Regions from separate parts of the Mus musculus genome. Here region 1 is linked to region 2. A link is a loop called in an ENCODE intact Hi-C map of the cell type or tissue named here. Cell type or tissue: heart. All regions are shown on one strand. Links, peaks and the distances in the headings refer to the core of each region. The heading gives the core; the rest is flanking DNA. Region 1 has its middle 80 kb from the start of Cxcl12. Region 2 has its middle 13 kb from the start of Zfp637.

Region 1 (15,312 bases), core at 2,513-10,512, 580 kb after region 2:
ATCACCAGGAACTATGCTACATTATGCATCTGTGCACGCAAATTACTTACTGAAAGGTTCTGGCCACAAGCTCTGCTATTACTGTGGGAGTTTGTAATTTATTTCCCTTGGTAATATGAACAAGGACCAACAGCTCCAGGGAGCCCATGGACGATCTCTCTTGGGGGAAGCCTGATAGGATGGTGGAAGACTATTTCCAAGTCTATCTCTGTTATCCTCCCCCCACTTGCATTCTCCTTTCTTGCTAACTCTGTGGCAAGGGCACTCATAACCTAATTTCTGGCTAAAGAAAGGAAGCCAGTGTCTACATCTCCCATGAGTTCTTTGGATGATCCTGGTGCAGGATAAAGATGAGGCCTTCAGCCTTACAAAGAGCAAAATGGGTATGTGGCCAAGAGATTGGGATGAACACAGCCGGAAGCAATGTCTGTGAGTCTGCCCACAGCATCCTGATGCCTACTTTTGTCGTAGAAATTAAGGCATTTTGACTCTGTTCTCTGGGGTCTTGGGTTGAGGGCCATCTCTGCAGCAGAGGACCCAGTATAGTACCTTCCTCCTCTTTGAGCTCAGATGCCCACTAAACAAAAGTGAATGCATGTGTGTGTAAGAAAAGAGATGGATGTGTAGATGAATAAATGAGTAAATAAATAAACAAGCATCAATTAAGTTATTTTAGGCTACTGAGATGGCTCAGCAGGTAAAGGGACTTGCTGCCAAACCTGATGGCTTTAATTCAGTCCTCAGAATCCACATGGTAGAAGGAAAAAAAAATCTGTTCCATTTTTTTCTCTGATCTACACACACACACATTTGCTTTCCTAGTTAGTTTTCCTGACTTAACACAAACCTAGACATATATGGGAAAAGAGACTCTTAACTGAGATAGGCAATTCTGTGGGTTGTTGTCTTAATTAATGATTGATGTGGGAGGGATCTCGTCACTGTAGGTGGTGCATCCATGGGCATCTTGTCCTGAGATATATAAAAAGGAGGCTGAGCAAGCTGGGGCGGGGGGCAAGCCAGTAGGTAGCCCAGGGGGAGCAAGCCAGTAAGTATCACTCCGTGGCCTCTGTTTCAGTTCCTGGCTAAAAGACCTGGGCTTGAGTCCCTGCCTGACTTCCCTCAGTGATGGATTGTGACCTGAGAGTTGTATGGTGAAATAAATCCTTTCTTTTCCAAGATGCTTTGGGTCATGGTGTTTTATGACAGCAATGAACTCTAACTAAAGCCCATGCTTACATACATGACACAAACACAGACACACACACACACACACACACACACAGACACACACACACACAAAGAGAGACAGACAGAGAGACAGAAAGAGATAGAGACAAAGACAGAGTGAGTAAATAAATAAATGTTAAGCTTCAATTTACATAAATAAATAAATATGTAGATATAAACCAATTATTACTGTTCATGTTATTATTTCTGACTTACCTCATCCTAGATTAATCAGGCTACTTTTCTTTTCTTTTTTTTTTTTTTTTTTTTCTTAAAGATGTCTAATTACTGGAGACTAAGTCACTTTACACTTGTCAGCCTTGGTGACAGACATAGCTTCAGGCTGGAGCACTGGCTCTGCGCCCAGAAATGACACGTGCTCAGTGGTTCTGGCTCACTGCAGTTGGTTCACTGGCTTATACTTCTTACTTGAGATAAGTAACTGCCCACCATCCTTGGAGTGGAGACCCCTGTGGCCAGAGTCTGATGGTCTTGGAGGTGGTGATGATGTTGGGTGTTTGTATGTGCTCATGTGCATAGTATCATGGAGAATAAGGTGAAGATCATCAGAGCCTGCTCAGCCACCTGCTTCCCCCTGCCCTGAACCTAATTAATCTCTTTGTGCCAGATATCTGTTGGTTCTGAGCCAATTTCAGGGAGCCTACTGTCAACCTAGTCAACCAGGCAGAGCTGGGATCTAGGCTCAGTACCAGGGAATCAAGGTTGGACAGTGAGGAGAACATCAGCCTTCCCAGACTAGCGAGTATCAAATAGGCCATTCTTGAGAAGAAATGTCAAGACTGTTTTAACAGCCCCAAGAATGAAATAGTGAAGTCTATATGGAAAAGGGTCAGGACAATGTGGCTACATCAGGCAGGATGCTAGGGAAGCCTTTGGAAGTACAGTGGCCTGAGGACACAGCACTGAGGAAGTGCTAGGCTCTGGCACAGAAGGCATCTGGACTCTTCAAGAGCAAAGTACTCCATGTGTTTTCAATGTAGCCGTTTTAAAAATTACTGTTGGTGCATCCCAGTAAGAGGAGCAGACCCCTGGAAGATGCACGGGACCAAGCATCAGCTTTCTGTAATACTGTCACCAAATAAATACAGACCTTAAGAGACACGTTGTAAATAGCCACACGTTCACTTAACTTCCTCCCCTCCCCCATCTCCTCTCTTTCTAAGCACAGCCCAGGTGCTCTGTGCAGTGAGGCTGGATTTCTGAGGAGGTGGTAGAAGGGAACTAATGGGATTATCTGCCAGGAACGCCTGCCAGGAGCAGCCTCATTGTCGCTGAAGGCTCCCACTGCCCTCCGACCAGCCCAAGCATTTGCTCCTCGTAAGGAGATGGTTTTAATAAGTGATGTGAAGCCAAGTATTATTAAATAAATTATGCCAATTTGAAGCTCTGCCTGGGTGGGCTTCAAGTCAGCCACACCGGGATTTAACAAGGTGGATAAAGATGCATCTTCTCGGATTACCACGTGCCCTTAGATGCTATTCTAATCCCAAATTGTTGAGTTTTCCTGAGGCTTCTTTCTGTATAAATAACATGGTTATTGTCCAGGGAGCTAACAGGTGCAAATCCCCACGCATGGTGTCTTGTCACATACAGGCTGCTCACTCAGGCCGACTGCCATTGTCCTCGTGCTCAGTGCTGTCATTAGGCTGTCAGTCATTGGATGGGGCAATGATGCAAAGCACCATGCGTCGTAGCTATTGTGTTCATCGATGATGATATTCAGAAATTAGGATGGTGAGAGTCCAAAAATGCTGTGGGAAGAGATCGAGGAAAGGAAGAAGAAAGAACTGGGAGGGACAAGATGCAGGCCTGGGACCCCGCTTCTCCGGTTTATCAGTTCAAATCAGCCCATGTGCAAATAGCATTTCTATGTAGTCAAGGTCTTATGCACGGTCAGTAAGGGGATTCAGATGTGACTTGCAAGGAGACTAAGAGTAAAAATGGATTGAATTTTACTATCAGTAAATCTGAATGTTTTACTCTAAGATAATGAAATTCTCTTCCCTTGCTCCTTTAAAAACCTCAAAATGTGACTAACTGGATACACACCAAAAACATGGGAGAGTGTGTAAGGAGCTGAAGCGGCTTCTTGAGATCCGCAAGATGGGAGCTGACATGAAAGGAAGCCCCAGCAAGTATGCATTACTTCTCAGTGACAGCCCCAGAGGCCATCACTCCATCCACTAGAGACGGTGCTCGGCAAAGGAGGGGTTGTGGGCAGGAAGGTGACTCGAGACCAGCCTCTGCTTCTCTGAGGACAGATGCAGTTTCACCGTTATAATCTTATCAGATTCCATGTCATCTTCTTGGAAACCCATGAAGGAAGTTGTCTATGACAGCCACACCTCACGGAATCAGGAGGCCATGGGAAAGCAGAGAGTCCTTTGAGGTTGCTGGCCTCAGTTCTTCTGTTGGGATGCCCTGGTCTGCTCTACACTCACCGATACTAAACTTGAAACAGGAAATTATAGACTGAGTTACCTCGGTACTATTAAAAGGAGGAGGTATGGTTGTGAGTGGTGAATCATGGGAGAGGAAGACATAGCAGATAGTGGGATGAATAAAAGGCTCAATTGTCCCATGTCATCTCAACAATCAAAAAGTGTAACAAAACCTCGGGCGAGCATGCTGGCCATGGTTAATGAGATCACTAACAAAAGTGCTAGAGATAACCTAATTCTCAAACACTTCAAAGCATGGAAGCTGGGGAGCTTTGGCTCTCATCGTGTACATGATTGACAGAATGTGAAGAAATGTATCAAAGGAGATAAGGCATTGCTTAGTAACTGGGGAGGGGGATCCTTCAGAACCATCACCAGCAGAAGGAGTGAAAATTCTCTGCATGATTGACAGCCTGCAGGATGGGATGGTGCCACTCTAACCCTCTGGAAGACAAAGATGCCCTACGAGGGAAGAACACTGAATCCACCTTCCATGCCACACACTCCAGCTGAGCAACACTGCACACCCAGAGAGCTGGAGTTCAAAGGGCTGGTGGCAGCAGAGCTCAGTGCCCAAAGGACAACTTACCATATATGACTAACACAGAAAAAGGTCAGAACTCATTGCATACTCCAGTTGCCACCAAGTGTATGTACGATCATAAACACGTTGAAAACTCTAAGTTGAACCACCATCAGGTAGGAAATATTGAGACTGAGATTCCTAATAAAAATCAGTAGATTTATATTCTAAGTCCTTTCTATTTGATTTGTTCTAATATTGTGAATAATATTATTTTAAAAAGTGATCTAGAGCCAATTTGCTAGCTTTCTACTCTATAAATACTTGCTGGCTTCTCACAATGAATATTCCGAAGAGACATCCCTGAAAAAGTTATAACTGACACCCCTGCTCCCAACCCTCAGGGACACAATCTACCATTGAAAAGTCTGTTTGTTATTCACTAAAGGAGGGTGCCACTGTGCCCTGGGGACCACATGGAGAGCACTGGTTGCTTACAAGGCAGAAGGGAGGCAAGCAGATTTCATTTGGGTTGTTTGACAACCCCAGCCTGTCCCGATTGGCTAGTTTGCACTTGACAGGCGATTTGGCAGGCATTAACTCGCCCATGGGAGGAGCCATCAGGGTCAGGAAGGTTCCAGATGCCTAAGCCTCAGAATACAGAAAAGACAAGACATGGTTCAAACACCTTCTGGAAACATTTCTCTTGTCAAACACCCCTGTTCATCGCCCGCCTCAGCAAAATCATGTTAGAAAGAATACTGATTGCTAGACGCCGCCAGCTTGCCTGCGTGGCCTGCTAGCCATCATGACCAGGTGTTGACAGAACCTTCTGTCTGTACTTCTGCTTTTAGCCCCGCATCTCCAGCTGGCTGTGTCCACCCCTGAACCAGGAGCAGCGTGTGAGTGGACAGTGAAATCTCAGGGGGCAACTCCGATGGCCCTGGTCCCTGCACAAGGGCAACCATCTGGACTGGATTCAGTCAGCAACGACATGAGTATAGGGGCCCTGAGACATCATTTTAGGCACCATTACCACTGGCAACTTGTTTGCACACTCTCCTTCTCTGTGTTCTCTGTTTTGTTTTGATACACTGGGACCTGAACTGGGTTTTGCCCTAAACTACATCTCTAGCCCTAGATTTTTACACCCCCCATCTCCCAGACTGATCTCCAATCCCTGTCACTAAGAGAGCATCTTTTGCATCTCTAAGCAATTTTCCCCTCTAGTCTCACAGAGCCAGTCTGAACTCTGAACACCCTCATCTCAACAATAATAACATGTCTGTCCATGCTATAATTTTTAATCGAGAAGTTGGAACTAGAGCAAAGGGTATCTCAACCCTCAAAGGGAACCCAGCGACCACCTATATGTATGTAGATAGCTAGTATAATTTTTCATAACACAAATACTCTGACTTCTAGACAGCACAATCTGGGGCCAGCCATCCTCACTTTCCAGTGAATGGTTGGCAGAGCTCTCTCAACTATTTACTCAATAATTTGTTTAAAACTATAGGGTTGCAGCTGGGTGAGCGTTTGCCTTTTGTTTGTTAGTTTTCCCCTCTAAGAATCATGTGCTACAAACAAAGGTTGTTTGTCCTGCTGGAAGTTGTGTGGACGATTTTTTTTTTATTTGGATTGCTGTCCTTTCTGGTCTGCAGGCAACTGGTTTTACAGGCCACCTTAGCTCTCTTCTGTGGACTGCCACGTCCCCTCACTGGCCTGCTTTCTGGTTTACCCAGCTGTGCCAGTAGGAAAGGGAACAGCTGGACATAAACAATCACACTGCTCGCACCAGGTACAAAAAGGGCTTGTGTCGCTCCTTTGGGCATTTCTGGCTTCCTAGAGAAGACAGAAAAAAAGCAAGTTTATAATAAGCAAGGCCTTATGAATTGTGACCGCTTTTAATCTTAAACAGACACTTTATCTGCTAAAATCCCAGAGCTCAAGAATCAGCCTGCAGAAGAATGACCATTGTGGTTTCATGAGAGGGAGGAGAGGAGGAAGGAAGGGAGAGAGGAAAAAAACTTCCACTCACCCTGAGAGGACGAAGGTGCCTATGGGTGAATGCACATTGCCACTCCCCAAGAGCTTTCTGGCACCAGGAGAAGGCACTGGCCTGTCTGTTTAGTGTTCAGCTGGCTCACATGTAAGGGCCCACAGGATGGCAGGACAGGAACAGAATGATGGAGATGCCCAGGGACACAGCAGGGAGTGTCTGCAGTCTACAACTGAACCGTGTCCAGACACCCATGGCTGACTCTGTGACAGAGGAAGCTGATTGGCTCTGCTCTGTGACTGAGAAAGCTGATTGGCTGAGGTGGAGGGTGTTTGGGAGTTTCCCCCTTTTCTTCTTTCTGTGGAGTCACCTGAGATGGCTAAATTTGCTAAACCTACAGGAGACGCTGAGATAGACAGAGCCGTCCAGCTGTAATTTCCTTCGGTTTACCCCCAGGAAAACCCGAAGATGACCTGTGGCTTTGTGGCTATAGAGCCCTTGGGCCAGCCATTTCTGAGCAGTTAATTCCCTTGGAAGAGGGAGAGAAAAGCCGTTCCAGCTCCAACTCCTTGGTTGGTTGTTCCTGGTCAGTTGAGAGGTTAATAAATGAAAATAAGCCCCACACAGGATGGACAGGGCAGCCTGCGTGTGTCAGAGGTGAAAGGGCGCGGGGAACAAACACGGGATGGGGTATAAATAATCAGGGGAAACTCCAAAGAAATGAGACCCTGAGAAGTACCAGGGCTGTGCGCTAGTGTCCCTCTGAGGTCTCTGAGGTCCTTCGGTGTTCTCGCTGCCTGCCAAGCTCACAAGCCCTGTCTGCGGGGATTTGCACTTGTGTAGGTAGAGAACCCATTTTAGGTAAACTCCTTGCATTTTCCCTCAGGATCTGGCAACCAAGTTCCCTGTCAATTGCTTCCATAGCTCATCCCCTACCAATTTAGGAGAACCCCAGCCTGCGCCCTTCTGGATAGCGCCCTCTGCTGGCACTGGCAGGGCTGACCGTGCAATGGCCTGGTCTCAACCCGGGGCAAGACACATCAATCTGACTACACACCCACACCGGAACCACCTTAGGTGCCCATGGGAGGCAGATGTTCAGACTCCGCTCGCGCTTGCACAGACATGTTGTTTATCAGCAGCCCATTCTGCTGAGATGCTGGCTGTCAGAAATGGTTTCCGTAAGTCTCACTCCTTTTCTCCTACCTCTGTTTTTTCACCTCACTTTGGACCTACCACGGTAATCCTGAGGTATTTGAACAGAATTGCTATCTAACCCAATTCCCTTCTTCCTAACCTCCCTGAACCTTCCTGAATCTCATGTTTCCTGGCAAACTGATTGTCAAACCCCTCTCCACTGTGGCGTCCAGTACACAGGAACTGTAGGTAGGGTCTGAGCAGTGTAGTTCAGGGGTGAGCTAGAACCTTTGCCAGAGGGGCATGCAGACAGGGACACAGCAGTTCTGTGCAGGAAGTCCCACTTGTGATACACTTCTAATTCATGTTCAGCTAACTCGTTTCCTATCTGCTGATAGCTAAAGTCAGACACTCTTTCCACAGTCATTCCTCTCATGAGCCAGACAGTTGCTGTGGCTGTGCCGCTTAACACTTGCATATTAACCCCACAACCTACATGTTAGCTTCTACCCTGATTTATTTTGTCCATTGTTGCCATCTGTAGTTTGAGAATCCTTAGTCCAAAAAACAAAAATAAAAAACAAACAAAACAAAACAAAATCCTCAATCCCAAGTACTCTAATATCTGAGTTTAACTTTGAAGCATTTCAGATTCCCAGATTTGGAAATATTTTACATTTTGGATTTTCCTATTAGAAATGTCCAACCTATGAAGACTTTTAAAATATTCCAAAAATCTGATCAAACCCCAAATCTAAAGTACTTCTCACCGTATGTGTTTGCATGAGGGGTGCTTGGCTTGGACAGAGGCCATCCGGGATGTTGAATTTTGTATGTTTCTGGTATGGACAGGAGCACCTCTCAGACCCACTTGATGAGTGAGCGTTGTAGGTAACTTTTCTATAGCCCATGCTTCTCACCGGCTCACCTTCACAGAGGGCCCAGCTATAGCTGAGCATCCTGGGTACATTTTGCAGCACAGGGGTCCACCATCTCCCATCACTTTTCTCGGGCACCCATAGGATCTTACATGTTGCCTTTTGATGGATCAGAAAGCCTGTGCATGTTACCTTGTTACATGCCAAGAAATCCAGACACCAAGGCCACCACCTTTGTCTGATATGCAACCTAATCACTGCATTCTTTTTTTTTAAATATTTTTTATTACGTATTTTCCTCAATTACATTTCCAATGCTATCCCAAAAGTCCCCCATACCCTCCCCCCCACTTCCCTACCCACCCATTCCCATTTTTTTGGCCCTGGCGTTCCCTTGTACTGGGGCATATAAAGTTTGTGTAATCACTGCATTCTTATTCTTGCCCTGCTGTGTGGTTTAGGGCGACAACCTCCATTGCTTCTCATTGTCCCTAGATACATAAAGGACTATCTGTTCTGCCCCAAGGTCTGCTCTCTTCCCTGATTCAGACAGGAGCCTACGGCTGTCTCTGGCATTACGGCAAGTGAGCACTTTGTTTTTCTCCTATGCTTTCCGGCAGTGCCTAGTCCAGCCTGAAGTGTCTCAGGTCACGAGCTTTTCCTGTGTCCCTGCGGAAGCTGTATCAATCTAACAATAGATGCCTTCTTAACGAGGCCTTCCTGGTGTTCATTATAGACTGTCCTGCACTGGTTTTGAATTACTATTCCTTCTTGCAGTCTCTGCTTTCTAGCACAATAAACTCCCACCTCTCTAGGCCGTGCCCAAATACGTGTGTATGACGTATGACAGAGGTGCCTGTTTTGCATATATATTATAATGCGTACTAGAATATCTACATAAAGAAGTCATCATACTTTCAATTACAAGAAGTGTTTGCTGAGGCCTGCATGTGTTCCTGTAGAAGAGTATGTGAACCTACCAGATCTCATTAGTCTATGGAATGAAGCCTGGGGCTGAGTCATTTCAAATCTTCCTCCCAATTCCTCCACACGGCGCACAGGTGATCACTCACCAAAGAGCTCCCCTGTCTGAGAGTCATCATGTGTGCTTATGATATTAGTGGTTGAAGATTTTTTTATTAAAAATGCTTAGGTTCAAAGGGGTTCTAGATTTAAAATTTTAGCATATTTGCACACACATAAAGAGCTATCTTAAAGATGGGAGGCGTGTCTAAACCTGAGCTCATGTTAATGTCTCCTGTGTTCCTATCCATGTAATCATGTCCCAACAGCTCCACACTCCAACAGCTTCGAAACAACTCCAGGCCATCCAGCCATTTTATAAGAACGCTCTGGCTGCTCAGATGAGTGCCAGGGTTTCCTGACTGGCATATAGTGTAAAGAGGTCAAGGCCTTGGAGGGTACCACTGCAAAGCTAAGGGCACAAGACTCCAGAACCCTGCGCAATTCATCCCAAAGCCTTGACAATGTCTAGAAAGAGATAAGAATGCTCTAGAAGCAGAACAAAGCGTATCTCTTCTAGAAAGGCTGCCCATCATGATTGTGTTTGTATAACCACATTTTATAACTGAACAACATAGAAATATGGTTATTGTCTGAGAGTAGGAAACAGACGGAGGAGTCCCAGTCAAAACTCTAATAACGTGAGGCCAGACATAGCACAGGGGTTGAAATGTGGGAATAGTTGTTTGTCTAGAAAGAACACTTCTATTCTTTATCAATGTAATGGTCGTTTCTTTCATTATGATCCAACACCTGACAAGATTTGACTTAAAGGAAAAATATTTAGGCCCATGCTGCCAAGAGGGCCTCATCTGCACCAGTGGAACTACTGCAACCAGGATCTGTGTTGATGTCTGTGGCTTGTGTTACCACCAAAGGTCCTGCATGCAATGACTGTGAGCAGTGCTGCAGCCTGAAGTCATGTTAATGTCCCGAGTTGGGGGGAGGGGATGCAGGCGATTACTGTATGTCATACTGATGTGAGTAGCTTATGGTGCTACCTAAAGCTATGATGTTCATGGTTTGGGCTGCCTTAAAGGGCCTTCTCTGGGTCCGTGGTTGTGCTGCAGCTGGGGGCCGTGTTTGTGGTCTGTGCTGTTGTCGGAAACTGTGTGGAAACCCATGATCTGTGCTCCCATTGACTGTAAAGTGCGAGGGAGCTAGGGATATGGATGACTGCAGACACAGTTGAGAAAGAGGGACATAGAAAGCGTCTGTGGCCCCTACCCCTACCCCTCCAAAAAGTAACAGCCTAAACAGGAAGCCGTCAAAGAGAACTCTTAAAAAGTACGATAAGGATGCTGAAGTTAGCTCTCCACAATTGACAGCTTCTGATGAGGGTGTAGGAGGGGCAGGACTCTGTTCTATTTAAGGCGCAGGCCACTGAGAGTTTGACAATGCTCCGGCAAATATATAGAAAACACAAACTGAACTTTTCTCTTCTTTATTATTACCTTCAGAATTTTTATTTTGGGGGGTTCACAAGGGTAAGGTGGGCATGGAAAGATTGGGAAATGAGTGTGATCTGGTGTATAATGTGAAATTCCCAAAGAATTGATAAAAATATTATGTTAAAAATAAAATAAAATAATGGAGGAGAGTGTTTGGGCTTATAGAGTGAAGTGTGATATGTCGTGCTGAGGGAGATGTGATGGGTGGCCCAGGGATGTCAGGAGTATCCAGCGACTTCTTGCTCACATCTCAGCAAACCAAACAAACATGGCTGGGACAGAAAAAGGAGCAAGTAAGCTATAAAGCACAAAGTCCCCAGAGATCCTCTTTCTCCAGCTGGACCCCATCTTTCAAAGGCTCTACGAGGTCCTTGCTGAACAGCACCACTAGTAATTTAAACACATGGGTCTATAGAAATATTGTATATCTGAATCATAACAGCTAAATACAACCAAGGCCGATTCTGAGCAAGCGTGCTAATGATTTTTCCTAGGACAGTGCTGGGTCAGGCTGGGGAAACACAGGGAGGTGCCTGGGTCAAGGTTGTTTGCATCAGATCCATTCTTAACACTGTGTGCCTCTTAAATCTTAGACCTTGGAAAGTGGTGGCCACTGACTTCACCCTCAATCTCAAACCTAACAGGGGGATTGACAAATACCCATTCAAATGTTGGTTATTTAGTTCCTAGGAAAGACTTGTGGTTCCAATACTAACTCCATTTTGTAGATCGGAGAAATCGAGGCTCAAGCACAAAGTCACATGCTCAATCAGCTCACACACTTGGCTCCTCTTGATTCAAAGCCCACCATTGGCTTAAAACAATTTGAGTTTTTCTGAACATTCAAACAACCCTGGAGGCAGATGGATGAATCTGGCCAGCCAAGGCTTGGCCACTTACTGGCTTTTTGACTTGAAGCCAAATATTTGATTTAACTACAACTCAAGTTTCATAGTCTTAATTTGGAAGAGGGCAACAACAGGACATGTATAAATTTATTATAACAACACAAGAAATGCATAAAAATACTCAGAAAGTATTTGGCATTTGGGAGAGACAGCAAATACCAAATGTGTATGTGTAGTGTGTGTGTGTGTGTGTGTGTGTGTGTGTGTGTGTGTGCGCGCGTGTTCAGCACACAAAGTGAATAACAAGACATCATTCTTTGGATAGAACATGTCCATGCATCCAGATGCCTTGGGTACAGGGCTGTCCTCAAGGAACTCATTATCTGGAGGTGGGGCAGGAAAAGGGAAAGCACACGTGTCTGAATGGCAACAGAGGCTGGAGGACTGAGTCCTCCCAATCGAAATAGCACCCAGGAGTTGCACTTCAGCCTGTGACTCCTGTAGAAAGTATGAGCTGGCCTCAGGATTTGCAGCTGTAGGAGGAAGAAATGAATGAGCTGTTCTGGGAAAGTACCAAACCTGGGGAGGGAGATGGTCACCCGGAGCTGTGAACTGAGCACCAAAAAAGGTTTTGTTTAAGTTACCGGGTGAGCTGAGCTACATTTGGTCATGAAAATGTGCTTTGAAATGACTTTTCCTGGTCCAGACACGGGACCCTCATGAGCTGATTCAGAGATTAGCTTCCAAATGAATAATAATTTGTATAATTCTCCAAGGACAGGGAGTGGTGAAGACTCAGGGTCTATGTGAGAATCTCCTTTCTAAGGCCAAAACTTGGACATAGAGCTTGCTGTGCTCCTTTTCTACAGAGAGGGCCTTCCTGTGCCTACTTCTATCCACCTGCTTCCTATTTTTCAGAACCCATTGCCATGGAAATGGTGATGGCCCTCAGTGGTGCTGAACCCCAGCCTGACTTCTTTGGATGTCTGGAGCAGCACAGAGTTGGGGAATGAATGGATCGTTCTTCATCCTGCCTGATCAAGGGCTCCAGGCCACCATGAGCTGAGGGGGTGTTGGTAACTTTGGAGGGGAAGAAATGATGGTAAATCCCTCAAGAAGAGGTCTCTGGTCTGGATTGTCTGGATCTGTTAGTGACTGTGGCTGTGGTGGAGTGTGGGCAATTCCCTCTCAGGAGAGAAAGACGGATCTTGATGACCAGCCGGGTCTGCGCTCTCCATCCTTTCCTCAGATGAAAGGATCAGGTTCAGCTTGCTCTATTCTTCCCAAGATGATCTAGCTCATGAGTTAGAGAAGTAGGGGTCGCATTTAAGCTTTGATACCTCAGAAGTTAGAGCAGCATTTGGTATTTCTGCACCTATTCAATCATGAAGTAACGGGCACCAGGTTTCCCAGTTTCCCAGTCTTGTCCTGAGTCACTTCTCTGTCTTTGTTGCTTTAATGATGGTAAAGAAGAGAAAACACTTCGATGGACCTCCTCTGGCCTATGGACTGTCTTCCCACTGATGTCTTCCTTCTCAAGACAGGTCTTAAACTGTTCCTACCCAAACATTTAACTGCTCGTTTTCTTACAATGTCAGCCTTTCCTCCTATCTCCCATCACCAGCTCCATTTATCACCTGCGTTTTCCCACAAGTCCTGTCTCCTTCAGTCAGCCTTGGTCCCTCTGCCCAGCTACACCTCCTCCACATGCCCTCCTTACTCATTTTACTTCAGGACCTCCGACTTATTCTTTATACGCTGATCCTTGAAGACTTGGTCTGTATGAGGTGTAGGTGAAGGTGTTTGCTTCCTTAAGGCCTGACCACCAAGTTCTTCAGAATACCACCTCCAAAGGAAGAAAAGGCCTGGAAATCTCAACACTATGAGAGGATGTGGAAAGAGTAAAGACTCATTAGGTAGTGAAGAAGGATTATTCAGTTGGTGCCAACTGATTGCTCAGAGTATGCAGCCACCTGTGCTTCTGTGCATTTCTTACCAAATAGTTCCTCAGAAATGAATCATGAGGCTCCCCCTTGCTGCCTTCTTCACAAACACATCATCTCTGCCACCTACATTCCTTTTTTATCTCACAGACCACATACATTAAGCTATTTTTTTTTGCTGTGCTTTCCCAACCATTATCTTGGGAGCCATTCCCCTTGTCTATATACAGTAGCAGACAAAGGTGAAGATTCAGAAGAGAAACTATTTCACTAAGTCAGGTTGCTTGAAATCGAATGAGTTTGGAAGTTTGCCTCTCCTCAGTGATATCCTCAGAGACGTGCTATGCTCTTGCTCAGGTTATGTCCTGGGAGGCCCTAGGTGATAACAGCATTCCACCATGTAGGGGGCATCACTCGCTCCCTCCCCATGCAGCCAATAATGGTCACTTAGGAAAAGCAAGCCTTTCTAGTCTCAGAAGCTTCTGGCTGTTACTGTGCCCGCATGTGCAGACACTTTGCTCTCGGTCACTGGTTTTACAAGACTTCTGGCTCCATCTTTCTAAACGAGGCAGCTGTGAGTGTTGTAATCATGGTGACATGCCCCACTAACTTCCAAGTTTCCTCTTTACAAGAGTCCTTCAATTATAGCTTGAGTTTATCATTTCATCATTTAATTGCTTAGTAGAGAAGGCTGCATTTGGGTCTCATCATGGATAATCACTCCCCCCAAAAGAGAGTTTTTATTCCAGTAAATACTGAGTTTAAGAGAGCTGGTGAACTTGGAGTTCTTTGGAGTCCAACTGCCTTGGCAGAGTGCACAGTGTAAAGCTCCCTGCTGGGAACAGCAGGCACCAGCTTCCCGCCACTCTTCCTGTGTCACCCTATGCGACAAAAGTGTTTCTGTTTTAACACACACTTCCCTGGAAGATGTTGCATTCAATGACGGCTGCACCGCAGTTCTCTGAGCTTCGGTGAATGTCTCATTACTGATGTCATGAAGATAAGTAACCTGTGGCCCTCACACCTCCAACTCCTCAAAGTAGGATCTGTTGCCTTACCTGCTCCCATCTGCACCACGGTGTCATTCTCTCTAGGCATGCTTCTTACAAGATGCTGTTTCCCAATTCACGGATACAATGGGCATGAGTATTTGCCTCAAAGCATGAGGTCAGATACCCAGAGAACAGCCACAGCTCATCTGGCCAGGGTGAAGAAGGTGAAACGGCCTCTGCATCCTCTGCCTGATACATCTTCAGCATAAACATCAACATATTCAGACATGCACAGTGCTCACAGACCTTCAAATGAATTCTTCTCATTGAATGTCCACACATATGATTAGGTAGCAAAGAAGATGCATTTTTCCTACATGCTATAGAGTTAATGCTGATGCAGGCAAAATAATTTCATCAAAGAAAAAGTTGTTTTCTGATACATGGTCTAAATTACTTAAGCTACACCAGTAGGTTTCAAAGAAAACATGTAAATCTAGGAAATGCTAGAAATCACTATTTTGGTTTAACTATGTTATACAGACAATATGTACCCAGTTGAGTAACCAGAACGTTCCCAGTTTTCCTCTAGGACTTCAGTGACATAAACAGCTCTTTGTGTATGCAAAGGCTAGAAAATGAAACTAAGTGGTTGTGAAAACCACAGAAAAAGTCAGCTCTGAGGCTTGATAGAAGACATCCCCAGGAAAACCACAGCACCATTGTGGGATGCACCACTGTGGGATGCACTAATGAATGCTTTCCCCCTTAAAATGAGGAACATGTCAGGATGTCTGCACTTGTTTCTAGTCAGCATTGTAGC
Region 2 (15,312 bases), core at 3,250-11,249:
GCCCCACCATCTCATGCAAGGAGGTCACATATTGAGAACAGACAGCAAATGGTACCCTTATTTGTGATGAAAGGGCCAGTCAGGTCCCTCAGAAAATAACTTGCCCAGACCAGAAAACCCTGTTTTAAAAGCCTTAGCCATCTTGCATCGCCTCGGCCCGAACTAGAAAAGCTCAAGGCTGGGACTGTTATGACCTTGGGCCCATCCTTCAGAACAGTCAGGTCACATGGCCCAAGCTCTCCCATTTTGTTTAGGGACCTTAGAGGAATCCCACAGAGGCAGTGGCAGGGTGTGAGCGAGGGTCTGGTCACACTACACCCAGGCCACCTCCACGCCTATCGTTGTTCAACAGTCTGGTCTCTTTTATTGGATGTGGTCTTAGGGACCTTGTATGATGTGATATCCAGATCCTTTGGGTCAAAGCATTGAGAGGAACGCAGAAACGCTGTAGCAAAAGTGTAGTTTTGTTAACAGTGAAAGTAAAGGCAGGGAGTGGGCAGAGCAAGCCTGCAGCTCAAGAGTCCCCTGTTTCCCAGTCCGGGCACATTTCACAGAAAAGCAGGAAGGGATCCTCTGAATTTACAGACCTTTCTCGAGTAGGTGATGACGTCGGTGATGGATCTCTCCAGGTCATGCATGGGCATCGTCTATTATATGAATGAGATGTAGTCTGTATACGCCTAGTGGTTTGTAATCTCCCAGAGGTTACCTTGGGATAGTCTTTTTTTTTTTTTTTTTCCATGTATCTTTTTCAATATGCTAGGGTACTCTGTACTGGGTTTTACTTTTTTTTTTTTTTTTTTTAAGATTTATTATCTTGTGTATATGAGTACACTGAAGCTGTATATTATGTGGTTGCTGGGAACTGAACTCAGGACCTTTGGAAGAGCAGTCAGTGCGCTCTTACGTGCTGAGCCATCTCTCCAGCCCTGGGTTTTACTTTTCAATTGTGGTTATTTAGTTATTTGTTATCTATTTTGGTTGGAGGAGGCTTATACAAATCAAGGGGAGGTCCTATTTCAGTTGTTGGATTCCAGCGTGAGCCTTCCTATGATTGAAAGTCATTTGCACCTGACTTTACCTCTGTGTCTCAGTCTCCTCTCGGTTTGAGGAAGGGTCTTTCTTTGGCTCTGATGGAATGGTAGTGAAGGGAAGGAGAGGGAGTCCTGGCACCAGGGAGGCAGAGGGAGCTAAACTGTTTCTTTCCATTGGCACCATGATGACCATCGACCACAGAGGCACACAATACAAGGACCCAAGGGAGAGTGGTCTTTGGTGTGCATTTCATGCCTCCCACTTATCCACCTGTGAGCCGGAGCTTGGGAGAGGACACTAGAGAGGGGGGAATGGAGACCCTTTTCTTCTCTCAAGGAGATGAGCAGAAAACAAGGGAATTAATTATAGGGGGGAGGCAGGGCAGAGAGATAAAAGTCTGGATGTCAACTCCCTCCTAAAGGAACATTAACTAAAGGGTAGACACTGAAATTTAAGCCAATGGGAGCTTTTAACAACTTTGGGGGATGGCATTTTTGGATTCAGTTACCAGAAAAGAGAGGCAGAAATAACAGATAAAATACAAGCAAAAATAAGAGATGAAGCATATCTGAGCTGTAGGATATGGTCGCTTGTCTTTTTCCTTGAGGATGTCTCCTTTTATTTCCCATATGGGCCATTACATGCTGTTTAAAGTACCATAGGGATGCAGAAAGTTAAAATAATTTACCCAGAGCATGAAAAACAAAGAAAATGTACTGAAATACACAGTAGGGGGCCGGGCCAGTCTTCAGAGAGGCTGCTTAGCTGAGAGAGGGTGGGTCCTATTGAAGTAGTTGGAAGGACAGTGGTTGGGTCTTACCTTGTGAGCCATGAACGTCTACATCTGGGTAGAGACTAAAATATGGTCTGGCCATTTGTTCCAGCATCAGATGTCTGTGTCATATATCATGAGTCACTAAAGACCAGGCTCACATAGCCATCTACATTAAAGTATTGGGAAATTGCCTTTATTTTTGGCCTTGGTCTCTACAATTCTGATTTGATGTTCTGAAATATGTGTCAAAGGCCCTCAAAATGCATGATATATATACACACACACACACACATATATGTATATATGTATATATGTACATATGTATATATATATACACACTCAGAATTATTTCAGTATATATGTATGTATATATGTATATATGTATATATATATATACATATATATATCTGTATCTATATCTATCTTATTCAGAATTCTTTTCTTTTCTTCAGGGAGGAAACTTAGACAAAAGTATGCTACTGAAAGGACAGTTGTTGTGAAGCGAGCCGTTGGCTGGGAGAGGACTCTCAGTCCCTGTGAATGGAGTGCCTGCTCTAGAAGCTTCTGCGGCGTGGCCGCTTAGGGAAAGAGGAGCCTCTGCTTCTCGCCACCTTTCTTCTCCTGGAAGCTTTTATAAGAACAGCTTCCATCCTGCCTCAGGGTTGCGTTTATTTCATCACTGTCAGAAGTGCAGGCTCATAGCCTGGGTGATACCCCCCCCCCCCCAACAATGACTGCACATTCCATAGATCAACTTCCAGCTTTCCAAACTTCCTTGCATCACAGAGGCCAGGGCTCAGGAGAGAGTTGGTTTCTCAGACCGTCCATGCTCAGCGACCACCTACGCTGGGCTCTCCTGGAAAGGAGAACCTTTATTTTGCTTAAAGTCTCTGGAAAGGGTCAGGAACCCTGGGCTAGGGCTGTGCCAGGGTCTTGTGCTGGCATTAAAGCATGTGCCACCACTGCCCAGATCATGCCAGTGTCGTTTGACCTATTACCTATTTCTTGGGGCTAGCAATCCTGTCATAAAACAGTCTGGTCCTCTGAAGTCACTGCTCTGTTCCTTCACACACAAGCGTATTGTGTTTGAGTTCACTCGTACCTGCTTTGGTAACTCAGGATAGTTTTCCTTCCTGGGCCTTAGGTGTCCATCACTGATCGTCCCTCTAGAACCCTCCAGACTATTTGAATCAAAAGCTATTGTGTAGGCTCTAGGCCTATCTTTATCTTCATTTTTTTTTTAAGACTTATTTATTTGTTATATGTAAGTACACTGTAGCTGTCTTCAGACACACCAGAAGAGGGAGTCAGATCTTGGTAGAGATGGTTGTGAGCCATCATGTGGGTGCTGGGATTTGAACTCCAGACCTTTGGAAGAGCAGTCAGGTGCTCTTACCCACTGAGCCATCTCACCAGCCCCCTATCTTCATTCTTGCTATGTGTTTCTGCCTTTTAACTAGCCACACTCTTCTCCAGCCTCCTGCTGGAGCTGTATATGTGGTAGTGGAAATGTAGGTAGTGGTAGTGATTGGCTGTTGTCCATATTTGTATATCTTCCCAGGGCTATGGGACAGACTGCCATTTCTTGCTAAGGCGTTGTCATCCAGGCCTGACTATCCAGCTTGGTTTCACTAAGCTGGGCTGCAGTTAGGACCCTTTCAGGATGTACTTGGGTGTTGCTTGGCTTATGCTGGGAAGTGCCCTTTGTTAGGATCCTGCTCTTAAAAATGAACCTTATGGGGACTGGTCAGGGTGGAACCCAGAGCTCTGTACTTCTGTCACCCGTTTTGTAGGAAGGCCTCTTATGAATGGTCAGAAGTAAAGACATAGTGTGACTGAAATTTGGATGTAGCCAATGTAGCTCTTCTGTATAATTCATATTCTGTAAATTGCCAGTTTCTCCCATACCTGACACCTCAGTTCAGGTGCAAGGGCATCCAGGATTTTCTCCGAGGATCACACGATAGCTCTGTGTGGGTCTATGGATTCATGGATTGTAGAAGCAGGGTTGGAGGACCTTTGACTAGGTGTCTGTATACTTTTTGTTATACAAAGATCTGGCTGAGCCTCAAAATGATTAGCACAGTTGCTACTATTTGAATATGTTCCCCAAAGTTCATATATTGGAAAGTTATCCTCCAAAGTCAAATTTAGTGGTATTTGAAATTGAGGCCTTTGGGAGGTAGCTTAGTTACTTTTTTATTTTTATGATAAAATACCAGGACCAGCCAGGCTGTGGTGGTACATGACTTTAATCTTGACACTCAGAGGCAGAAGCAGGCTGATCTCTGAGTTTTAGGCCGGCTTGGTTTATAAAGCAAGTCTCAGGACAGCCAGAACTTCACAGAGAAACCCTGTCTCAAAAAATCAATCAATCAATCAATCAATCAATCAATCAATCAACCAATCAACCAGCCAGCCAGCCAGCCAGCCAACCAACCCACCAACCAACCAAAAACCCACTCCGACCAAAAGCATCTTAGGAAAGTAAGGGTTTATTTTCTCTTATTAGTTGTAGTTCATCATCTGACAAATTGGCAGGAACTTAAGGCAGGAACCTGGTGGGCGGGAGGAACTCTGGATACAGAGCCCATGGAGGAATGCTGGTTACTGGCTTGCTTAGCCTGTTTTCTAATACCATCCAGGACCCTCCACTCAGGGGTGGCACCACCCCCAGTGGGATAGGCCCACCCACACCAATCATCATTGAGAAAATGCACCACAGGCTTGTCCACAGGCCAGTTTGGTGGGGACATGTTCTCAACTAAATGTCTGTTTTCCAAAATAACTCTCCCACCATGTTAAGTTGCCATAAAAACTGGCTGGCAGATGAGGTAAATGAGATTAAATGAGGTCAAGAGGGTGGGATATTCATAAGAGGAAGAGAGATCCCAGTCAGCTTGAACCATGTGATGTCCTCTGCCATGTTATGGTGCCGTTTAAGAAGCTAATCACCAGGTGTTAGTTCTGTGCCTTTTAACTTTCCTGCCTCCAGAAAACACAGGGCAAATCCATCTCTGTACTTTACAGGTCACTTGTTCTTATTCTAACAACAGGGAATAAGAGAGACCACAGCTTTCTCAGAGAATCCTGTGGTAAGGATAGATTATTTATAACATAGTTGTTTTACTTAAAAAATTTTTTTTGAAATGATTCTTGTTAGCATTTCTTCTAGGCTCCACCCCACAGTTACCTGGCAACAGCCAGGTATGCCTGCCTCAGTATAAAAGGGGCTGTTTGCCCCCTCCTTGCTCTCTTGCTCTCTGCTCTTACCCCCTTCCCTCTCTGCCCCTTCTCTCTACATTCCCCTCCTCTACGTGTTCATGGTCAGCCTCCTCTCCTCTCCTTCTCCTCTTCTTCTTCCCCACTTCTCTTAGTCTCTACTTTCTTCCCCACTCCCCTTCCCATGTTCTAAATTAACTCTATTTTATACTATATTTGTCATGTGGCTGGTACCCCAGGGGGAAGGGATTCCTCAGCATGGGCCTGCAGTGGCACCCCCTTCCACCTCACCATTCCACACCTCTACCAAACATCCTGGCTTTCTTTCCTTTCCTTTCCTTCTTTCCTTTCCTTTCCTTTCCTTTCCTTTCCTTTCCTTTCCTTTCCTTTCCTTTCCTTTCCTTTCCTTTCCTTTCTTTTCTTTTCCTTTCTTTTTTCTTTTTTTTGGTTTTTCGAGACAAGGTTTCTCTGTATAGCCCTGGCTGTCCTGGAACTCACTTTGTAGACCAGGCTGGCCTCGAACCCAGAAATCCGCCTGCCTCTGCCTCCCGAGTGCTGGGATTAAAGGCGTGCACCACCATGCCCGGCTTTTTTTTTTTTTTTTTTAATTTCCTTTTTTTAAAAAAAATTTTTAATTTATTTTATTTATATGAGTACATTGTAGCTGTCAGACACACCAGAAGAGAGCGTCAGATCCCATTACAGATGGTCGTGAGTCACCAGGTGGTTGCAGCGAATTGAACTCAAGACCTCTGGAAGAGCAGTCAGTGCTCTTAACTGCTAAGCCATCTTTCCAGCCCCTTTCCTTTTTTATAAAACACAAAAATTCTAGACTTACCAAAGGCTTGCAAAGCAATACAGAATTTATGCCTTTAACTTCTTCTTTTTTTTTCCATTTTTTATTAGGTATTTAGCTCATTTACATTTCCAATGCTATACCAAAAGTCCCCCATACCCACTGCCTTTAACTTCTAATAGTAAACACTTAAAGAACTGTAACATAAAAGATATTGTTGCTGGGTGTGGTGGCACATGCCTTTAATCCCAGCACTTGGGAGGCAGAGGCAGACGGATTTCTGAGTTCGAGGCCAGCCTGGTCTACAGAGTGAGTTCTAGGACAGCCAGGGCTATACAAAGAAACCCTGTCTCGAAAAACCTAAAAAAAAAAAAAAAAAAAAAAAAAAAAGGATATTGTTACAACATACCAGACTAATATTTAAGCATAAGTTTCTGGCTATTTAAGTTTAACTAGTTTTTATTTTTTTTAAAAATGTGGTTGATTTTATGTTCCGAGATTCAACTTAGAGTCTCACATTTCATACAGTTCTTGTGTCCCCTAAATTTCTTCCAATTTGCATTTGACATTTGATGGTGATGGTAGTAATAATGCTGGAATATACGGTCACTCTATAAGGGCATACTAATGACCCTCTTGCTTTCTCTTCTCTTTGTCCTTATTTTTTCCCCTTACCCCTTATCCCTTCCCTTATCCCTAAATAAGACTTAAATTAGCTTTATCTTCATTTGTTTTTACTGAAGTAAGAACAAGCAATGGTTTTTATTTCTGAAATAGGCAAAAAACCTAGACTGTCATTCCAAAGGTTTTATAGCAGCCTCATCTGTGTTTTGGAATAGCTAATGCATTTCTTGGGATGTGAAGACCATAACCATAATTATCACACAGCTGATTTTATGGTTAATAAATATATAATTTGAAATTTAACAAAGGGTGTGGCTTTTTGAAGTAGCTGGGCGAGACTGAGGCTGGGTGGCGATTATGCCCTTTGTCTCCTGTTGTGTGGTTCAGCCGCTGCTCCTGCTTCCGCTCTTCAGAGGTAGTTCTACCCCAAGTAGAACATTTTGGGTCTCCCTTCACAAGCTTGCCTCTTCCCGGAACTCCCAAGAAAGCCAACTTCTGACACTGTGTGTAGGTAATCTCCTGACTGAGACGCAGGTCGCTCTTGGTGTCCACAGTTGACCTGGCTGATCTGTACTTGGGCTTCTCTGTGCGCTCAGGTCCGAGTCTGCGTGTAATTTCCAGGTGTCTTAGAGATTTTCTTGCTTCACTTAGGGGCTTCCCTAGCAACTGTTCAGGAGGCTGAAATCTTTCCCCAAGTCCAGAAGCCTTTCTCCCTTACAGCAGCAGGGGGCGCTGCGGGCACGCCCAAGACCAGCCCTACCCCTGCAGTGTTCATGAGGCAAAAGAGTGGGATCCCAGGCCCTCGAGTTTGGATTTTAACTCCATCCTGGAGCAAAGACTATAAAGCTAGATTAGCATTTTCTTAGTGCCTGAGAGTGGTAGTCAACCGACATAGGGCTACGTCTTCCATTCCCTTCTTTGGGTGGATTCTGCCAGGGGACTTCCAGGTTCCACAGAGCGCCTGCCTGGTGCCCGGGGATGATTGCTTCCTTCCTGGGCCTTGGTGTTTTCAGGCTTCTGTTGCTCTGCCTATTTTTCTCATGTTTTGCAGCCTCTGGGCTTTCACAGAGGGCTGGGAAAGGTTCTAGAATGGTGTCAATGGCCCTGGGACTCCCTGGGGTGACGTGGGCAGAGATGTTCTGTGGCAAGGACAGCATGGGCACCTCTAACCCTCCATGGAAGATGGTCTTGAGGGCTCCCATGATGAATAGCATGCACCCCAGTTCCAGCACTGTCTAGACCCTCTGGGGTGCCCAGCTTCCCAGTCACGCTGAACTTAGGGCTGTGCCCGCATGCTTTGCTGATGGCGGGAGGACTGCTCTAGGGGTCCTCTGGTTTCTCTGCTTCCCCCTACCCCCATCCTGAGACATGTGATGGCACATCTGCCGCGATACTGATGGCACATCCCTCTGGGAACTGTCTGCCGTGTCTCACTCCTAGACAGTCTTTATACCTTTATGATGGGGCTGGGGAGTGTGCAGCAGACCTGCCATACTCTGTCCAAAGGAATTGTGGGAAGAGGCTGGGCCATAGTGTGACCCCTATCTCAGGCTTCCCTGTCAGTCCTTCCTTCCTTCCTCATCTACAGGGGCTCCCACAGAGACATTAGAGATGGAGACGCAGAGACACTCTCGCCCACAGAAACTCAGAAATGGAGACACTTCCAGAGACAAAGATACACAGAGAGACAGATGTGAAATTGGTGATGCATACAAACGGGCTGAGCTGTACTCATACAAGCAGAGAAACATAGATGCACACAGACAGAAGCACATGGGCATACACAAGATACAAACACATAGATGGAGACATACTCCCTCCAACAAGGCCACACCTCCCGCAATAAGGCCACACTTCCTAATAGTGCCACTCCCTATGGCCAAGCACATTCAACACACGAACCTATGGGGACCAAACCTATTCAAACCACTGCAGATGGGCACACAGAGAGGTGTACGCAGATGCCCATAAAGAGATGGCGGTACGTGCAGGTGACCTTTAAGAGACAGAGATGCACACAGAAATAGAGATGTGCAGAGACACACAGAGACATAGGGACACATGGCACACAGGCATTTATTTACAGATGGAGGCTTGCACAGATACATAGACAGACATTTCTATGAGACACAAACATAGACATACATACAAAGTTAGAAAGATAAAGACACCCTTGGCTTCTCATGTCACATCTATGCACGGGATAATGAACAGACCAATCTTTTGATCTTTCTGTCATTATCTTTCAAGTCTCTGGCCTCACACCTAGAGAGCATGGTTTGGAAATGAGAGGCTATGAATGATGTCACTTTACTGAGCGCCACAACTCCTGTCTTGTGACATGGCACTTGGATCTGCTTGCTCCTCTTTGGGACAGCTTTGTGTTAGAGCTGTCAGATATTTGCACTTGTTGTCCTTCCCTATCCAGACCCCAGGCCCGACACAGGGTTGTCTGAGTCTGAGTCCCAAGGCTTTCTGACCTTCTGGGGGTCACACCTACATTGCTGTGGGACCTTGACCTGCTCCTTTCATGCCTGTGAGTGCTAGAAATGTCCAGAGAGGAGGCAGGGCACCTCTATTTCCATATTCCCAGATTTCCTAGTGAGTGGTTAGGTTTTAAAGGACAGTAGCCCTACAGCTTTTTATAGCATTGTAAATACTGTTTGGTCTCAGCCCCGACCTTTCTTCCTGACAGTGGCCATTTGATGTGGGGTCCAGGAAGTCTGATCCTACTGACCCTCTGGGGAGCTCTTGTTACATGTAACTCCCTCTGACAGCCCTTCACCTCCTGTTTTATCTCCAGCATTCTTGCTACAGGACTGCTGATCTGAATTATGCTACTGTTATGATGTAGCCCCTACAAGGCAGCAGCGTCTGGCTACACACTTCCCACTAAGGGCGGGAGGAGCCGAAGCTGGAGGATGTCAGGCGCTGGCTTACATTTAGGTGTGAGTGCAGTTGAGTCGCAGTGTTTGCTTTTGACTTTTCTAGCCATGTTTGCAGAGTTAGCAGACTCGGACACCACCGTGACCACGAACTTGCCCTCTCTACTCCACATGCTGCTGCGCCTATCACCCTGCCTTGCTAGCATCTGCTTAAAGCACGATTGTGGGTTTCTCAGCAGCAGGGAACACTACCCGTGTGCAGAACACCTCTGGTTCCAGCACAGCTCACATAACTCTGAGGACAGATTGACTCCTTGCTCCCTTCCTTCTTCCCCTGCCCTTTTGGACCCCCTCACCCCAAAACTAGCACAGCATTCTCAACCTCCCTAACACTGCCACCATTTAACACAGTTTCTCATGCTGTGATGACCCCAACCATATGCATTGTAATGAAAACAATTTTTTTTTTTTGGAGGTAGAGGTTTGCCAAAAGGGTTGTGATCACAGGTTGAGGACTGCTGTAAGCCATGGAATGAAGGCGTTTCTGCCATTGATTCAGTGAATTTTGTGACTCATGTGAATTGACTTATTTTCCTTCTGTGTTTTCTGGACCCAGGGTCAGAGTTTAAATTGAACAATCGAAGCATCTCAAAACTAACTCCAAATGATGGGCTTCAACTTTGGTGGGTGCTGAGCTGAATAATATTATAATGATGTTCCAGCAGATGGCAGCAAAGAGCCACGAAACAGAGTTGCCTGTGCTTACTGGGCTGAACCGCGGAGTCATGGGTGGCCTGCCCTTAGCACAAATGATTTACAACAGTCATTACCAGGGTACACTCAGCCTCACATTTCTTTGTGCCTTCTAGTCTGACCCCAAAGAGCAAGGAAGCAGGGTGCAGGATTCTCCTTTCCAACCCAGGGGTCCTCAAACTACTGCTGGAAAACCAGATTCAGTTTATGTTTGGTAGCCAGACCAGAAATGATTTTTAGATAAAAATTAATTTAGAAAACCATCTATTTATTTTTAATTTATGCATATGTGTTCTCTCAGAGGTCAAAAGAGGGCATTCGATCCCCTGGAACTAGAGTTACAGACAGTTTCAAACAGATTGACGTGGGTGCTGGGAGCCACTGGAGCCTCCTGCAAAAGCAGTAACTGCTGTTAATGACTTACTCTCTATACTTTCGTGTGATTGAAAATAGCTGAAAACGAGACAAAAATCAAGTTTCCGTGTGTATAAAGAAAGTTTTACTTCAACACATTGGAGCTCACTTATTTTCCAGTTACCTTTCCTGTGTCTAACCTACAACGGCAAAGTTGAGAAATCGCAGCAGATGTATGAGTGAAAAGCATTTTCTCTCCTCCTCTTTACAGAAATATGTTGCAGATCGCTGCATCAATTGCCAAGGAGTTCAGTGGACTCCCAACTGTTAGGATAGTTTTGGAGAGTACTATGGGTTGCTGGTGTGCTGTGGGTCCCTGAGAACCCCAGGGGTGGCAGTGATGGATTCTCCTCTTCCAGTTCTATTCAGAGAGCATCCTTGGGGATGCTAGGTCCTGTCAGGCCCGGGTCTGGCTCCAGGACTTGTGGGTGTTTCCAAGGATGTGCTGTTCTTGCTCAAGTACCCCAAGAGTCTTGGTTCACGCACTAACTTTGACCCTGGAATTAAAAGAATGCTTTTGACCTTTCAAACTCCTCTAGCGACAAGTTGAGTATCTCTTAATGTCTTAGCTCTGTCTAGAATTCCTGCTGAGCTGACATCCATGTGAACATTACATAACATATTTGCGTATAGAAATGTCACATGGTATTTCACAAACATGCAATTTTTTTATATGTTGATTTAAAAAAAATCCCAGATGATTTAAAATTTTTGTAAGGGAAATACTTTATGGTATTCTGAATAACAGGTAATAAACTTAGACAAGGTGTTAGCATTCGGTCTAAACTCCACCCTACAGTTACCTGGCAACAGCCAGGTCTGCCTGGCCCACTATAAAAGGGGCTGCTTGCCTCCTCCTCCCTCTCTTGCCTCTCCCTCTTGCTCCCCCTCTCTCCCCAGCTCCTTCACCCCCCTCTCTCCAAATGGTCATGGCCAGCCTCTACTTCTCTACTCTCTCCCTCTCTCTGCCTTTCTCTGCCTCTACTACCCTCTTAACTCCCCTCCCCATGCTCCGAATAAACTCTATTCTATACTATACCAGTGTGTGTCTGGTCCCTCAGGGGGAAGGGATGCCTTGGCATGGGCCCACTGAGACACCCCCTTCCCCTATACCTCCACACCCCCATAGAACATATCTCATACCTCTTTATCTTTTTATAAACACATCACAAGGGTTCACTGTATTCTGAAAACCTGTGCTTGCAACCCCTGGGCAGTGCTCCTGAGTTCCCCATAGAAGCATCCCTCACAGACCAAGTCAGTGGAAGGTGTTTCCATAGGAGAATGGTTCATTACCTGAACTATGTTCTGTGGTACAGCCATAACAACTGATAACATTTTCATTTATTAGGAACTTTGAGAGCCCTTCTTTAGAAAAGATGTCCAGAACCCAACCTCCTTCCCCCCTTCTGCCGTTGTCTATTTAAGGCCCCACCACTTTGCTCCTGAGGGTTACTGAAGCGCTTCTAAGCTGCCCGTGCCCATGAGCGTATGCTTCTCCTATGCTTGGGATCCTGCAAGGTCTTAGACCCGCTGAAAGCAGAGGCTGGAGACCTTTCAGTTATCCACACTCCATTCACCTCTCTCTGACCTCTGATGTATACCCGCCTTATTCCTGTATGATCCCAGTGGCCTGCTGGAGCGCCAGGCGCGCCACTGAGAACACCACACTGATGGCTGCCGGTCGGGGACGCCACTCTTCAGTTTTTCTCCTTCATTCCTTCGCTCAGGTGTAGTTTTCGTCTAGGGGCCAATCTCCACCACAATAAAATTACAATTTGTCCTTTACTCTCCCCACCGCTGCCCTGGGCTGCTCTGTTTCTTGTACTGTGACATTTATCCCCACTGTCAGGGCTGTTCAGTTCACAAATCATCTATCCCAAGGGGCTTAGAGCAATGTCTTTCATGAACCAGGTGCTTAGAACATATTTATTGAGTGAATGATCAAGTGACTTCTTAAGAGGCAAGACACAAATTAGCAAGTTATCTCCAAAAGGCTGGCCATAGGTTTTCTTTTTAAATTAAAATGTATTTTCATTTACTTATGCTTAATTTTTAAATGCATTTTTTGAGGATTTTATAAATGGGTGTTGTATTTACATTATTTATTTTCCTTCTACTTCTCCAACTCTTCCTGAGTTTCCCCCACTTTCTTCAAATTCAGGACATCTTATTCACCCTCCTCTCACTTCCCCCTCCAAAATACAGTCTTCCAAGTGCATAGTGTCACCGGTATGTGTCTGTGTTTAGGGCTGACCACTTGGGACTGGACAATCTATCAGGAGCTCATTCGTAGAAAAGACTGATTCTCCCTGCCTCCTCAGCCATTAATTCATCTAAAGGGCTTTGTGAAATTTCCCAGTCCCTATCGACATGTCAGCTTGTGTTGTCTCGTGTAGGTCTGTTTAGGTGATCATAGTTTGGAGATTTCGCAGGTACAGATTCCCAATCATGTATGGAAGACACTATCTTACAGCCGATGTTCCAGCCCTCTGGCTGTTATAACACCCATTCCCCGTCTTTCCTGATGTTCCCTGAGCCTTAGGTGTATGGGCTGTGCACTCCAGTCAGCTGTGCTCTGTGTTTTGACCACTGTGGCTTTCTGGAATGATGTCTGTGTGCTCCAACAAGAAGCTTCTGTGATGGGGGGGGGGAGGGGTCAGGGCTATGCTTATATGTGGGTATAAGGAGAAGGATTTTGGGTGCAGTTAGGAATTATATTGGTTTAGGAGAGCATCAGTACAGATTCTCCTCTAAGATCCACGAACTCACCAGCCACAAACATGTAGCTGGCTGAGCTTACAGTACCATGCACGAATTCCCTCCTATTGAGTGGGTCTTATGTCCAATTAGGTGGTTGTTGGTTGTCCCCAGAATGTAAGTCCTACCTTTGGGGACCTCTTTTTGTTGTTGTTGTTTTTTTTTTTTTCAAGACAGGGTTTCTCGTTTAGCCCTGGCTGTTCTGGAACTCACTCTGTAGACCAGGCTGGCCTCGAACTCAGAGATCTGTCTGCCTCTGCCTCCCAAGTGCTGGGATTAAAGGCGTGCGCCACCACGCCTGGCTTCTTGGGGACCTCTTGCTATGCTGGTCACTGCTGTAGTTTGTAGATTTTGCAGTTGGGTAGGACTAGCCATTGCTTTTCTCCTTTGGCAGCTTCTGTATAACCTTCTGGTACTATAAGATCTAGTCCTTATGGAGGAGGCTTGCAGATTAGTTCCAGCTTGAGTCCTCTAAGTCCTGAGTTGGAAGTTTGAGGCGTTCTCTGAAATAGCGTCTGAATGTCAAATTAAGAGCAATGGCAAAAACCTGTGCTATTTTGAGCGTCTCTTTGACTCCACTGGCCAACAACTTGAAGGGAGGTTTCCCATGCCTGGCACTGGGACTTGGGCTAGATAGTCTATGGCTCTTGGGGGCACCATTATCACCCCAAGTGGAATAACTTCATTCAAACAATACACATACTATATGTCTGTGTGTGTTCACATACACATTATATATATGTGTGTATATATATATACATATATATATTTATATATGTGTGTGTGTATATATATATATATATTTTTTTTTTTTTTCCCGAGACAGGGTTTCTCTGTATAGCCCTGGCTGTCCTGGAATTCACTCTGTAGACCAGGCTGGCCTCGAACTCAGAAATCCACCTGCCTCTGCCTCCCGAGTGCTGGGATTAAAGGCGTCCGCCACCACGCCCAGCTTATATGTATATATTTTAAGTAAACATAAAATAACATTTTTTCAGGCTGGGTTTTATTTTAATTCCTGGCCAGCATCCTTAAGTTGGGATATTTAAGTGGGCTCATTTAATATGTTTTGGTTTTTGTTTTGCTTTTTTCTCAGTATAGCAAGCTAAGAACCACTTGGCAGGGTTGTGTTTGAAAGTCACTTATGAAACGAACCTGGGAACTCTGTGAGTGCCACCTGTCTTGAGTGTAGCTGTAATGAAATCATGGTGAAGACTCTGATCTTCAAGCCTGGGTAACTGTTGGCAAGGTGATGTGGATGGCTTCAAGAACTGGGTTAAAGACTGCAGTACTCTGCATTGGTTTATTTCATTAAAACCAGCCAACTTCAGCATGACAACCATGACAAGTATAATATTTTGGCCTATTTCATTTAATTTGGCACACCAAATGGAAGTAATATTATTTTCTATGTGACCGAGTATATGCACACATAGCTTGGATGGTTGGAATAGAAGAATTCACTGTGAATTTGAATGCTTGCTTTAATAGTACACACTCAAATCATGTCTAAAGTCTATGGCTTACACGTGGCTAGTAAATATCCTCCCCCTTGCAAGTAACAGATATCCATGGTAGATATGTGCGTGGGAGCCGCAGTGCCTATTAGCGTCTCCTTAGAAACACATGGGAAGATGAAACAGAGTCAACTGTGAAGTGACATTATGGCGGGATCAGCGGATTTTCAAGATGGTGAGGATGTTCGAGATGAGTCTATTGTCAAGTTTGTCCAGAGGAAGGACACAGCCGCCAACACAGCGGAGACCCTTCCTGGCAGTGTATAGTAGTCTCCTGTCTTGCTAAATCATCCCATTTGGCACAAGCTTCAGAAAGCTAGCAGGCCTGTCAGTCGCTTTCAATTAAATTCGATCATGCTGTCCTTCCTGCCAGCCTGCTGTTAATTTGCCCCTCCCCCCACGGCTTCATCTTCAGTAGGCTTCCCATTTCCTTCCGGATCAACTCCAAGAAGCCCACGATGCCCTGGCACCAGCATCCCTGAGGCTGTTTCTTCCCTTCATTTATCCTTTGTTCCAGTCTTGGTCCCGGTA

The links. Peaks named below come from ENCODE experiments on the same cell type or tissue, not always from the same donor. Only the 100,000 strongest peaks of a DNase experiment are listed, where the experiment ranks them.
Region 1: it touches region 2 in a loop (2.2-fold over the local background); 2 of 42 quality-filtered maps call a loop at or near these places.

The regions. Positions count from the first base shown.
Region 1 is chr6:117,241,325-117,256,636 of GRCm38, reverse strand. No RefSeq gene overlaps it. Among named protein-coding and RNA genes, the nearest start is that of Cxcl12, 80 kb to the right of the region's middle. In heart, for the core only: a CTCF peak has its summit at 7,209 (motif pointing left); DNase peaks (open chromatin) are centred at 5,076 and 7,196; H3K27ac peaks cover 2,345 bases.
Region 2 is chr6:117,820,352-117,835,663 of GRCm38, reverse strand. No RefSeq gene overlaps it. Among named protein-coding and RNA genes, the nearest start is that of Zfp637, 13 kb to the left of the region's middle. In heart, for the core only: CTCF peaks have their summits at 7,175 (motif pointing right) and 10,047 (motif pointing right); a DNase peak (open chromatin) is centred at 7,193; H3K27me3 peaks cover 2,789 bases.